Regions from separate parts of the Homo sapiens genome. Here region 2 is linked to region 1. A link is a contact called in ENCODE Hi-C or POLR2A ChIA-PET data. All regions are on one chromosome and are shown on one strand. The core of a region is the stretch at or near the end of the contact, and the rest is flanking DNA. Distances in the headings are between cores, read along the strand shown.

Region 1 (5,507 bases), core at 1,994-4,493:
TGCTATAACCTTACTTGTTCTAATAGCACCTTTTTTTTTTTTAGATAGTGTTTACAGCTTCCTTTCCTTGTTCCCAATTTTGGGGGGAAACATTCAGTCTTTGACCATCAAGTACGATGTCAGTTGTAAGTTTTTAATAAGTGTTCATAATCGCTGAGGAAGTTCTTTCTATTGGCTTACTGGTAATTTTCATCATGAATTGGTGAATTTTATCAAATTCTTTTTCTCTATATTAAGATGGTGAAGTAACTAGTTTTTCTTTTTTTAGAATGTTAATATGGTAAAATACATTACTTTTTAAAAATGTAAACCATCCTTGCTTTTCTGGTATTAACTCTGTTTGGATGTTATATATTACTCATTTTTACATATTGCTGGACTCAATTTGGTAAAACACCTTTAAGCATTTTTTATGTCTGCATTAATGAAGTCTGTTGGTTTTAGTTTTTGTATGCTATTTTTATTTCTGGTGTTGGATTAATGCTGGTCTCATCAAATGAGTTGGGAAGGATTTTTCTTACAATGTTGAATCATTTTTATAGAATTAGTCTTATTTCTTTTAAGCCGTTTTAGCATCATTTGTTAGAATTAACCAGTGAAACCATCTAAGGCTCAGACAGGAAAACTGCAAAATGATACTGGATCATTTTGTGTCGTAAAGCAAACATGTGCTCCAGGACTAATGGAAACAAGTTAGAACAACACAAAAACTGGCTTGAAGGGATTCTCATTGGCCAAATTTGGAACATTTTGAACATCAAAAAAAAAAGTAATCAGTTATATTGGAAGAAAATATGAGTCCATAGTGATACTTAAACATGAAGAAGGTGGATGGAAATAAAAATGACATTACCAAAGAATGCCTTCTAGTAAATGTACAAGGAATGATTGAATTAGAAAGTTACCGTTTTACAACTGCCACTGTAATCATTGACTCAGGCAGGAATTGTCAATGGATGCTAAAAATTATTGGTAAAGATTATTGGGTATATGTGTACTATCTCAAAATTCTTTTTATGAATTATCTATTACAAAGGGAAAAATACATCTTTGTGATGCAAAGATCTGGTGGATACTACATTAAGCAAGTGATCCAATTTAATATCACCAGTAGTGACAAATTGAAATATCAGTCTCTTGTTAGGGTTGCATGTCATTTCTATATTATTCTTACCAAAAATATTTGCCCTGAATCTAATCATGAGGAAACAATAAAGCAAATCAAGATTGTGGGATATTCTGTAAAACACTAGGTCTTGATTCTCCAAAAATTATGTCATGAAAGACAAAAACTTTTGAGGGGGACTGTTGTAATTTAAAGGAGACTAAAGTGACAACCAAATATAATGCTGTAATGCATGATCCTTGATTGGATGCTGGACTGAAAAAAAAGGTTATAAAGGACATTTTGGGGTGGAAACTTAAATACCGACTGTATTTTTTAAATGTTATATGTCAGTATTAAAATGGTTGGCTGTGGTAATAAAATTGTGATTATGTAGGAGAATGTCTTTGTTCTTAAGGGATCTGTGCTGAAAGTATTTACTGGGAAGTGTTGTGGTGTCTGTAGCCTGCTTTCAAATGGTTTGACCATATATAGATACACACACACACACACACGCAGACATATATATATTTTTTTCTCATATATATGAGAGAGAGAGAAAGGGAGAATGTGCTGAAACAAATCTGATAAATACAGTTGTTTTAACTATTCTGTAGGTTAACCTTTTCTACAGTAAAAGGTGCGCCAAGAAAATACTTCCCTGTTTGAGAGTCAGGACCACAGTGGCTCTTCCAGGCCTTGACCATGGGGCTGAAGCAGTTGGTTCTTCAAACCTGTCCAGCTCTTCCCCACCTCCCCAGAGACACAGATGACCTTGTATCTTAGCTCATTGAAACAGACCCTCCAGCGTCAGCTCCTTCTATTTCTCCCTTCTTGTAACCTCAGTTTGTGTCTCCCCCCACGTTTCTTTACTTCAGTCTTCAGATAGAGCTTTTCTTCTCCTTTCTCTTCTCCTGTTTTCTTGACTTTCCAAGGCATCTACTTTAGAGTCTGGCTTCTCTCTGCCACTCAGAAACCTGTCTCAAGACTTACCAGTGGCTTCCAATTGGCCAACTCTGGTGGCTTATTTTCAAGTCTCTGCCCCTCTGTCCTCTTCTTTTCTCTGTGGGATAGTCTTTGACACTGTTGAGCCCTTTCTTGGCTTCCATGACACATGCCCTCTTCTGTTCCTCTTGCTCATAAACCTCCACTGTCAGTGCTCCACTGCTGCTGGAGGGAGGTTCTGCCCGTAATAAGTTGCAGAGCTCAGCCCTCTACCATTTCTTCCTTGATTTTTGAAAGCTGAGAGCTTCAGTTTCGTCCCTCTGTTGGTGTCCCTTTCCCCAAGTTCAAGTACTGTCTTGGAACTGCCTGCTTCAGCATTTTTCCTTGCATAGCTCATTGTTAACTCAGATCCCATTTATCTGAAGTTGAATTAAGCCTTTCCTTTCTTCATATGCCCCTTCAAATCTGGTCACTTGCCCTAGGCGTAACAGGCATTTAAATCACCAGCCTTCAAAGCTTGTGGGTATCATAAAATGCAGACTCCCAGGCTCAGTCTCAGAGAATGCGATTCAGTATGTCTGAATGTAGGCCCAGAATCTACCTTTTGCTGAGTACCAAGGCATTTTAATGCAGTGGTCCAAGAACTCCACTTTGAGAACAGCTACTTTAATGATTGGTTTCAGGGTTTGTTACTGTTCTACTTCACCATGGGCTTTCTCTGTCTTCAGGAAGCTGCACCTGTTGGGAGATTATTCTAAGTATTGGAAGGTCGTTGAGAGACAGCCTGAGCTTGAGCTTTGTAGAGATGCAGACCTGATCTGTCCTCTCATCTCTGCCACTTGCCAGAAGTTTGACCTTGGGCAAATTACTGGAAAATGGGAAAAATAGCACACAACTTCCAGGGTTTGGTGTGGATGGTGGCTCAGCTTCTGCCCCCCTCTCCAGCCTCTTCTTAATTCTCTTCAATGCTCCCCAGATTTCAGACCTATGAAATGACTTATCTTCTTAAAGAACCATGATTTTTCATACCTCAAATTCCTTTGCACTGTTGTGCTTTCTGGTAGGAATGCCCTACCTTAACCTCCGTGTTCACCTGACTCTTCCTTCAGACGTAACCACTCCATAAACCCTTGTGGCTGAATTTGGTGGTTTCAGTGCACCTGGAGCACCCAGTACTTGATTTATTCGTCTGTGTCTCATCTCAGTGTATGAGTTCCTTGAGGAGGTCCAGCCTTAGCCGTTAGCACTGTGGTTATGTGCAGTAGCTTTTAGTTAAAAGTTATCTTTTTTTTTTTGGAATAATCAAGGCACCTACTATGACATTAGCTAATTGTATTTCAGAGGCCTAGTTTTGAAACTTTCATTATTTGTCAACATACTTGGCAGCCATGCCAGCAGGTATAAGCTTTCCCGCATGTTTTCAAAACAGGAAACTTTTGTCCTTTGGAATAGAAGTTCTAACACTTGAGCACATTTTTTTTTTTAAACTAATGTCTTGAAGAGGTAACTTGTTTCTTTTTTTAAGTTTAGGTTTGCCTCATCCCACAATGAGATCATGAAATAACCTTGCCTCTCCCCATCCTATGAGTTAGCTGGTACTTTCTGTTTATAGTCAGTGGTCAGCACCAAAATAGTATCCCTTGAATTTCAAAGCAAGCCAGGACAGACTAGAAGTACATTAAAATTTGTGCCTGGTTACTAGAGGGGGAAAAATAAAATATATAATGTTGTTTCATATGTATGTAGTCAAAAGTAAAACATGTGACTAAATAAATTTTAAAAATAATAAACTAAAATTCATAGTAATGCTAAAATTTAGTTTATGTAAATCATTAAGTACCAGGCACAACAAAATTTTTGTTTCTTTGCTTTTTGTTTTTATGTAAACATTATTGTGCTTAGAAGTTGCCAAATTTGGTGTCTTTCAATTTTTTTCCTTTTGGAATAAATGTGAACAAAGTCTCACATTTATTCAAACATTTAACTTCATTTTAAAAATTATTGCTGTAGGATAACTTTTTTTTTTTTTTTTGAGACGGAGTCTCACGCTGTCGCCCAGCCTGGAGTGCAGTGGCGCGATCTCGGCTTACTGCAACCTCCGCCTCCCGGGTTCAAGCTATTCTCCTGCCTCTGCCTCCTGAATAGCTGGGACTACAGGCACATGCCACCACACCGGCTAATTTTTGTATTTTTAGTACAGATGGGGTTTCACCATGTTGGCCAGGCTGGTCTCAAACTCCTGACCTCAGGTGATTGCCTGCCTCGGCCTCCCAAACTGCTGGGATTACAGCCGTGAGCCACCGTGCCCAGCCGCTGTTGGATAATTTTTTAACTTAAAATTTATGTCAGAGATGGAGAATAAACTATTAAAGACTAATAGAGAATAAAATTTTTGGACCATGTATTTACAAAAGTCATGTTTAGTAGTAAAAAAAAAATCTAGTTTACACTACTTAATGAAAAAAGAGAAATATTTTTAAATATATATAACACATTCTCACTTTGACATAAATTTTTCTCTTTTTACCCCAGTTACTACTATGCCCAAGAAAATTTTCCAAACTTTAAGTCTTTTTTTTCTTTTACCACTTTGGAGTATGACCTGTTATTTATAAACTTTCCTTGAAAAAAAATCGAAATTTTAATTTGTACCCTGAAACTTTGATCAAAGTAATAGGAGATCAATACCACATGAGTTAAAGAATGGAGTAAAAATATAATTGTTCTCTGTATAATCAAGAAATTATCTGATGGGCCATTGTAACTATTTCACATTTCCATTTAGCAAGTTGGTTCCGAGATACAAAAATATTTGGCACTTTTTGGCTTGTGGATGTCCAGTTGCTCTAGCACCATTTATTGAAAATTGAAAAAATTCCTCCAGTGGATTATTTTCATACTTGTATCAAAATCAATTGGGCATATTTGTGTGGCTCTCTTTCTGGGTCATCTGTTCTATTCCATTAGTCTGTGCATGTCATTTTGGCAATGTCACACTCTCTCAGGTACTCTATTACTAGAATAATACTACCCTTACTCTTACTCTACCTTAATATTGGGGAAAGTAATTTCTGTCACTTTTTCCTTATTTCTCAAGATTGTTTTGACTATTTTAGGGTGTGTACCTTTGCATGCAAATTTTAGAATAAGCTAGTTTGTGTGTATGAAATATGTTGCTGAGATATTGATAGGAATTGCATTAAACCTGTATATTAATTTGGGGAGAATTGACATTTTTCCTGTGTTAAGTACTCTATTATATATGTTCATTTATTTAGGTTTTCTTTTTTTAATCAGCATTTAAAATTTTTTAGTATATAGATCCTGTACATAGCTTTCACTTTCCGGAGTGATTGCAAGTATTTCACTTTCCAGAGTGATTGTAAATGGTGTTTTGTTTTTTATTTTTTGGTTTCCATATGTTCATTGTTAGTATATAGTGTCTTGTTTTTAACTT
Region 2 (5,507 bases), core at 1,498-3,997, 46 kb after region 1:
TAAAATATAGCTCTTTTTACTATTTCTTGCAACTGCATGTGAATCTACAGTTATCTCAGTGAAAATTCATGTTAAAAATACATACACACAGAGAAGCACAGGAAGCAAAACAATTAGAAAGTCAGGAAAGACCCCTTTTGTGAGTTAAAAATTCTTAAAACTCCCTCACAGATGTCATCCATTTTCACTATGAGATGATTTGCAGAGAACTTTGTGGGGGAGATTGGGTTGATAAGAAGTAGGATTACATGTTGAGATCTTCATAATCAAAAGCAGACCTCATCCTCTACCTTCCCCCAACCCAGTCCTGGAGGAAGTATGTAATTTTGTCTCTAAAGGTGACAGAGAAGCATAGTCTCATCGCCTGCAAGGAAACTGGCTCCCAGGTATATCCCTGGGGAAAGCTGCCCAGTATGTAAGTAATACTCAAATGGCGCCTGGTGTGGCTTCCTGGTACCACGGGTTTGTGTGCATGTGCTGCCTGTACCATCAAGAAGCTTAAATTCTAGGGTGTGCAGACCTTGTCTTATTTCTAAGCATCCATGCCGTGTGCACAACTGCCACGTACCTCATTCTGAAGTGAATTTCATTTTATTTTTCTAACAAGATTAAATCTTCTGTTTAACAATAATGCAGTATAAAAGTATGGCCATCTTAAAATTTGTTAGCAATAATATAGCCAACTTCAGCTCATGTAAGCTAAAAGTTGGTTTTAGGCATATGCAGTTCTGTCAAGGATAGGTTATTGTATGAATGCAGTACTAGACCAGATCGAAGGATTTGAATTCTAACTCTTACCATTTGCTAATTTAGAACATTTAGAGGCTTAGTTTCTTTATCTGTAAAATGAATTCTGTATTTATCTCCAGTGTGTTAAGAACTGCAAGGACCACTGGAAATACAAACACAGTTAAGACAGTAACGCACTTTGAATTAAAAGGCAAGGAGATGTTATTACAAATGAACATCTAAATTATTGATATCTCTATAAAATTGAGGTTGTAGTACGATGTTCAGTCTTGGCCTGTGTACGTTTTGGACCAGATAATTGGTTGTAGGGTAGAAGAAAGAGCGTCCTGTGCATTACCGGGTGTTTAGCAGCAGGCCGGACTCTACACACTTAATGTTAGTGGCCCCCTGATTTGCGACAAACAAAAATGCCTCTTAGTTTTTTAACTCTTTTAGAATTTGTCCAGCATGTTTTTTGGTGTTAATAAAAACCCGCACACAGAGAAATGCTTCTGGACGTTGCCAAATTCCCCCAGGGAAACAAAATTGCCCTCGGTTGAGAACCACTGAGTTACAGGGATAAAATTATCAGATGTGTTCGTTTTATAAAAGAATTTAATAATATTTTAAAGCATATCACATATATTTTTGCCGAGGCTGGTCTATTTGATTGGAAGAAGAGTCCATTTTCCTCCCGCATATCCCCTTTTGGAGTTGGGAGTGCATTCTGAGAGAAGCTGTGCTCAGATTATTTGGAATCTGCACCCTAGTGAGGAGCGAGGTTGAAGCTGAAGTCCTTAAGTATGACAGAAGCATGGGTGGGAAGGTACCGAAAGACCAAAGAATTTGGGGATGGGGAGGTAGGAAAGGTGTCTCCAAACTCACATGCATATACATATTTTCCTTAACACCTGAGGTGAAAGAACACCCCTGTTATATCTTGTCTGTTCTAAAGAGATGTGGTGAAGAGAATTTGCAGTGAGTTAAGAATCACTAAAGTTTCTGTGATTCAGTGAAATTGCCTTTGAAACATTGTAGGAGTGTCTTATATTTGATAGAAGATTAAAAAAATGCATGGCATGGGCATTTTCTAGGGCTCTGAGTACTCTTAATAGACCCTTATCTCTGGATGTGAATTCATGAGGTTCAAAGGTCCCTGCCAGTCAAATGGCAAACTATGGAATTTCCCTGTCCTCTAGAGATTGCTTTACTGTCTACTGAGGTTGATCATCTTTTTCATATGGTTATTGGCCATTTATTTTTCTTTAGTGAATTGTCTTCTTGCCCTTTGCTTACATTTCAGTCACAACATTGGTTTTCCCATTTCCTTTTTTCCTTTTCACTGTCGAATTATAACAGTTTTTATGTATCTTTACATTGTAAAGTTATTAATGTTGTAATCCTTATTTGCCTGTTTTTATCCTTATTCAGTGTTTATTTTTGCCCATTCTCTGACCTTTGACATTTCTGCATTTTGTATTAAATTGTTATAGTTAGGTTCCAGTTGTTTGATGCAATCCTTTTGTCTTTATATAAACAGTTGAGTTTATCTTATTTAGTCTCACTGTAGATGTGTTTAATCTTTTCCATCTGCTTTTTATGCATTCATATTGGCTTTTGTTTTGTTTTTAATCTCTTGATAATGGGGCTCAATTTTCAGATATACTTTTAAGATATGTTTATGCCTTTATTTCTCAAATTGCTTCAGAAACAAAATAGTGTCTATTGTGATCTTCCTTATTCTCATAACACTTAAGGATGTGTTGGCATGTTCTGAGATTTTTATTCTTGTTTATTACAGTTAAATGATTATTTTTCTGTTTTGTGGCATATACTTCAAAAACAATATTTATTTTCTGATTTTCTAACTTTATTTCCACAGATCCTTTGCATTGAGTATCTGCTTATCTTTCACAAGACAGCTTCCTCATTTGTGAGTCTTCGTATGAGTAATTTCAGTGGTCAGATTCTGTCTTCATGATAATTTTTTTCTCCTCAAGAAAGTGCACATGAGTGATACACGTCCTGAGTTCCTTTTCTGTAGACTTCATGTGAGACCATAGCTTCTCATGCTCTAGAATTCTGTCATAACCATTATTGATGTATAAATGACATACAATAAACTGCATGTGTTTAAATTATGTAATTTAAAAAGTTGGCATAATTATGTACCTGTGAAATTATTACTACAATCAAGATAATGGACATACGTGTCACCCTTAAAAGTCTACTTGTGCCCCTTGGTAATCCCTTTACGCTCCTTATCTTTAGGCAACCACCAGTCTGCTTTCTGTCACTGTCAGGAAGTTTACATTTTAAAACACTTTATATAAATGGAGTCATACAGAATGTACTTTTTTGAGGGTCTGGGTTGTTCCACTCAGCATAATTATTTTGAGATTAATCTGTGTTGTTTTGTATATCAATAGCTTATTCTTTTTATTGCTGAGTCGTATTCCATTGTACGGATATAACACAACTCATGTGTCTGTTCACCTGGATACGTGGAAGTTTGGGCTGGTGGAAATTTGGGCTGTTCCAATACTGAGCTGTAACAAAGCTGCTACGAACATTTATGTACAAGCCATTCATTGTACGGACAAATGCTTTTGTTTCTCTTGGGCATATATCTAGGAGTGGAGTGATTTGGTCATATGGTAGGTGTATGTTTAACTTTGTAAGAAATTGGCTTCAAACTATACTACAAGGCTATAGTAACCAAAACAACATGGTACTGGTACCAAAACAGGTATGTAGACCAATGGAACAGAACAAAGGCCTCAGAAATAATGACATTTATGCAGCCAACAAACATAAGAAAAAAAAACTCATCATCACTGGTCATTAGAGAAATGCAAATCAAAACCACAATGAGATACCATCTCACACCGGTTAGAATGGCAATCATTAAAAAGTCAGGAAACGACAGATGCTGGGGAGGATGTGGAGAAATAGGAACGCTTTTACATTGTTGTGGCATGTGTCAGAATTTTCTTCCTCTTTAAGACTGGATCGTATTCCCTTGTATGTATAAATCACATTTTGTTTATCTGTTCACCTGTCAATGGGCATTTGGGTTGCTTCTACCCCTTAATGGTTGTGAATAATACTGCTGTGAATGTGGGTTCATGCAGTATCTTTTTGAGCCCCTGTTTTCAGTTCTTTAGGGTATATACACAGAAGTGGGATTGCGGGTCGTATGGTAATTCTATGTTTAATTTTTTTGGGAACCACAATACTGTTTTCCATAGTGGCTACACCATTTTAATATTCACACTAACAGTGCACAAAGGTTCCAGTTTCACCACATCCTTGCCAAAGATCCTTATTTTCTTTTTAAAATTTTAAATAGTAGTCATCCAAACAGGTATGAAGTGGTATCATTGTGGTTTTGATTTGCATTTCCCTAATGGTTAGTGATGTTGAGCATCTTTTAAAGTGCCTACTGGCCATTTGTGTATTTTCTTTGGAGAAATGTTTGAGTCCTTTGCCCACCTTTTAGTTTGGTTGTTCTTCTGTTATTGAGTTGCAGGAGTTCTTGATATATTCTAGATATTAATCTCATCAGATATTTGATTTATAAATATTTTCTCCCACTGCATGGGGAATAGATGTAATTTTCATAATAAAAAGTTAAAGAAATTTTTCTTTACAGAAAATAGAAGAGCTCAACCAATACCAACTCATTTACCACCCAGACTCAACGGTTATTACCATTTTGCTGTGTTTGCTTTATCCATACACCTCCCCACACACACAAATTATTTTGCCAAGACATCTCAAAGAAAATTAAGGACACCCTTACACTTTACCTAGTACGCATCTTGAAAAAATTAGGACAGTTTTCTACATCTGCCACATTTTCTGCATAAACAGTCTCCAAAATACTATTTCAAAATAATATATATTATTGGGAAAAAATAATGCTGTTTTTTCTCATTTTGATGTAGCAGATAACCTTTTGGGATAAGTTCACTGATGGTATTCCTTATAGCATTGGCATTTTCTCGTACATCAATAAGAACTTCCATTTCTTCATCACCTGAACTACAGCTGTTGCCTCCAACTTCCTACTTTTTCTCATCTTCCTTATCTTTAAAACCTAAAGTAGACCAAACTTCTTCCCATGACTTCCTTACAAGGCAGAGCATTATCTGGCCTCTGCTTAGCCCTCCAGTCTCATTTTCTCCTTCTCTCCCAGCTCCAGCAGAGAGACCTGCCATCTGTTTCTTGAACATACCAACCTCTGCTCTCTATGAGGGCCTTCACATGTGCTGTTTTCTCTACCACCATCCATCCCACTGCCACACTGCTTTTTTTAATCCTTCAGGTTTTTATGTAAATATTGTCTCTTCAGACAGGCCTTCCTTCATGATGTGTTTAAGTATGGCAACTATTTATTCCTGTTCACAGCACCTTTTCAATATTTTGATAATCCTATTTCAGTATATAAATATGTATTTTTAAATGACTATCTCCCTCACACACACCACCCACTGTACCTTGAGTTCCATGACAGTGGGAATCATTACCACCAGCACCTGGCAAGCAGTTAGTGAGCAGGGAACAGTCCGAGGCACAGCAGCCTCACAAAGTGATTGTCAAAGGGGCTGTTCTCAGGATGTGTCGGTTTGGCACACTTTTAAAAATCCATCGCATTACTTTCTGTTACTTCATGTGTGTTTACAATTTGATCTAGTCATTGTATGTGATTTGGAGACCAGGTTTAACCTTAAAATCCAAATGGGTATAAAATGAATGTTGAAACTAAAATAGAA

The links. Hi-C counts contacts between places; a loop is a spot of excess contacts on that map. ChIA-PET counts read pairs that join two places held with the same protein, here RNA polymerase II (POLR2A). Pooled maps may share reads with other maps.
Region 2: a loop to region 1 is called in a map of B cell, with 3 times the contacts of the local background. The contact joins two enhancer-like sites. A Hi-C loop is called at or near these places in 5 of 168 maps with a recorded cell type or tissue (B cell, Caco-2, GM12878 and 2 more), 25 of 37 single-sample maps with no recorded cell type and 10 of 50 pooled maps. POLR2A ChIA-PET finds 5 or more read pairs at or near these places in 8 of 52 experiments (BJ, GM12878, OCI-LY7 and 5 more).

Annotation. Positions count from the first base shown.
Region 1 is chr2:97,955,672-97,961,178 of GRCh38, reverse strand. All of the region lies in intron 1 of TMEM131 (transmembrane protein 131), which reads left to right. Among named protein-coding and RNA genes, the nearest start is that of TMEM131, 38 kb to the left of the region's middle. RefSeq lists an enhancer at 3,265-3,344. Within about 2 kb of position 3,243, at least 3 of the 41 ENCODE cell types and tissues checked have a DNase peak (open chromatin) inside an H3K27ac peak, as active enhancers do; they include B cell, where a contact is called at or near this core.
Region 2 is chr2:97,908,776-97,914,282 of GRCh38, reverse strand. The region is part of intron 2 of TMEM131 (transmembrane protein 131); the gene reads left to right. It also overlaps the pseudogene RNU7-96P. Among named protein-coding and RNA genes, the nearest start is that of TMEM131, 84 kb to the left of the region's middle. Within about 2 kb of position 2,747, at least 2 of the 41 ENCODE cell types and tissues checked have a DNase peak (open chromatin) inside an H3K27ac peak, as active enhancers do; they include B cell, where a contact is called at or near this core.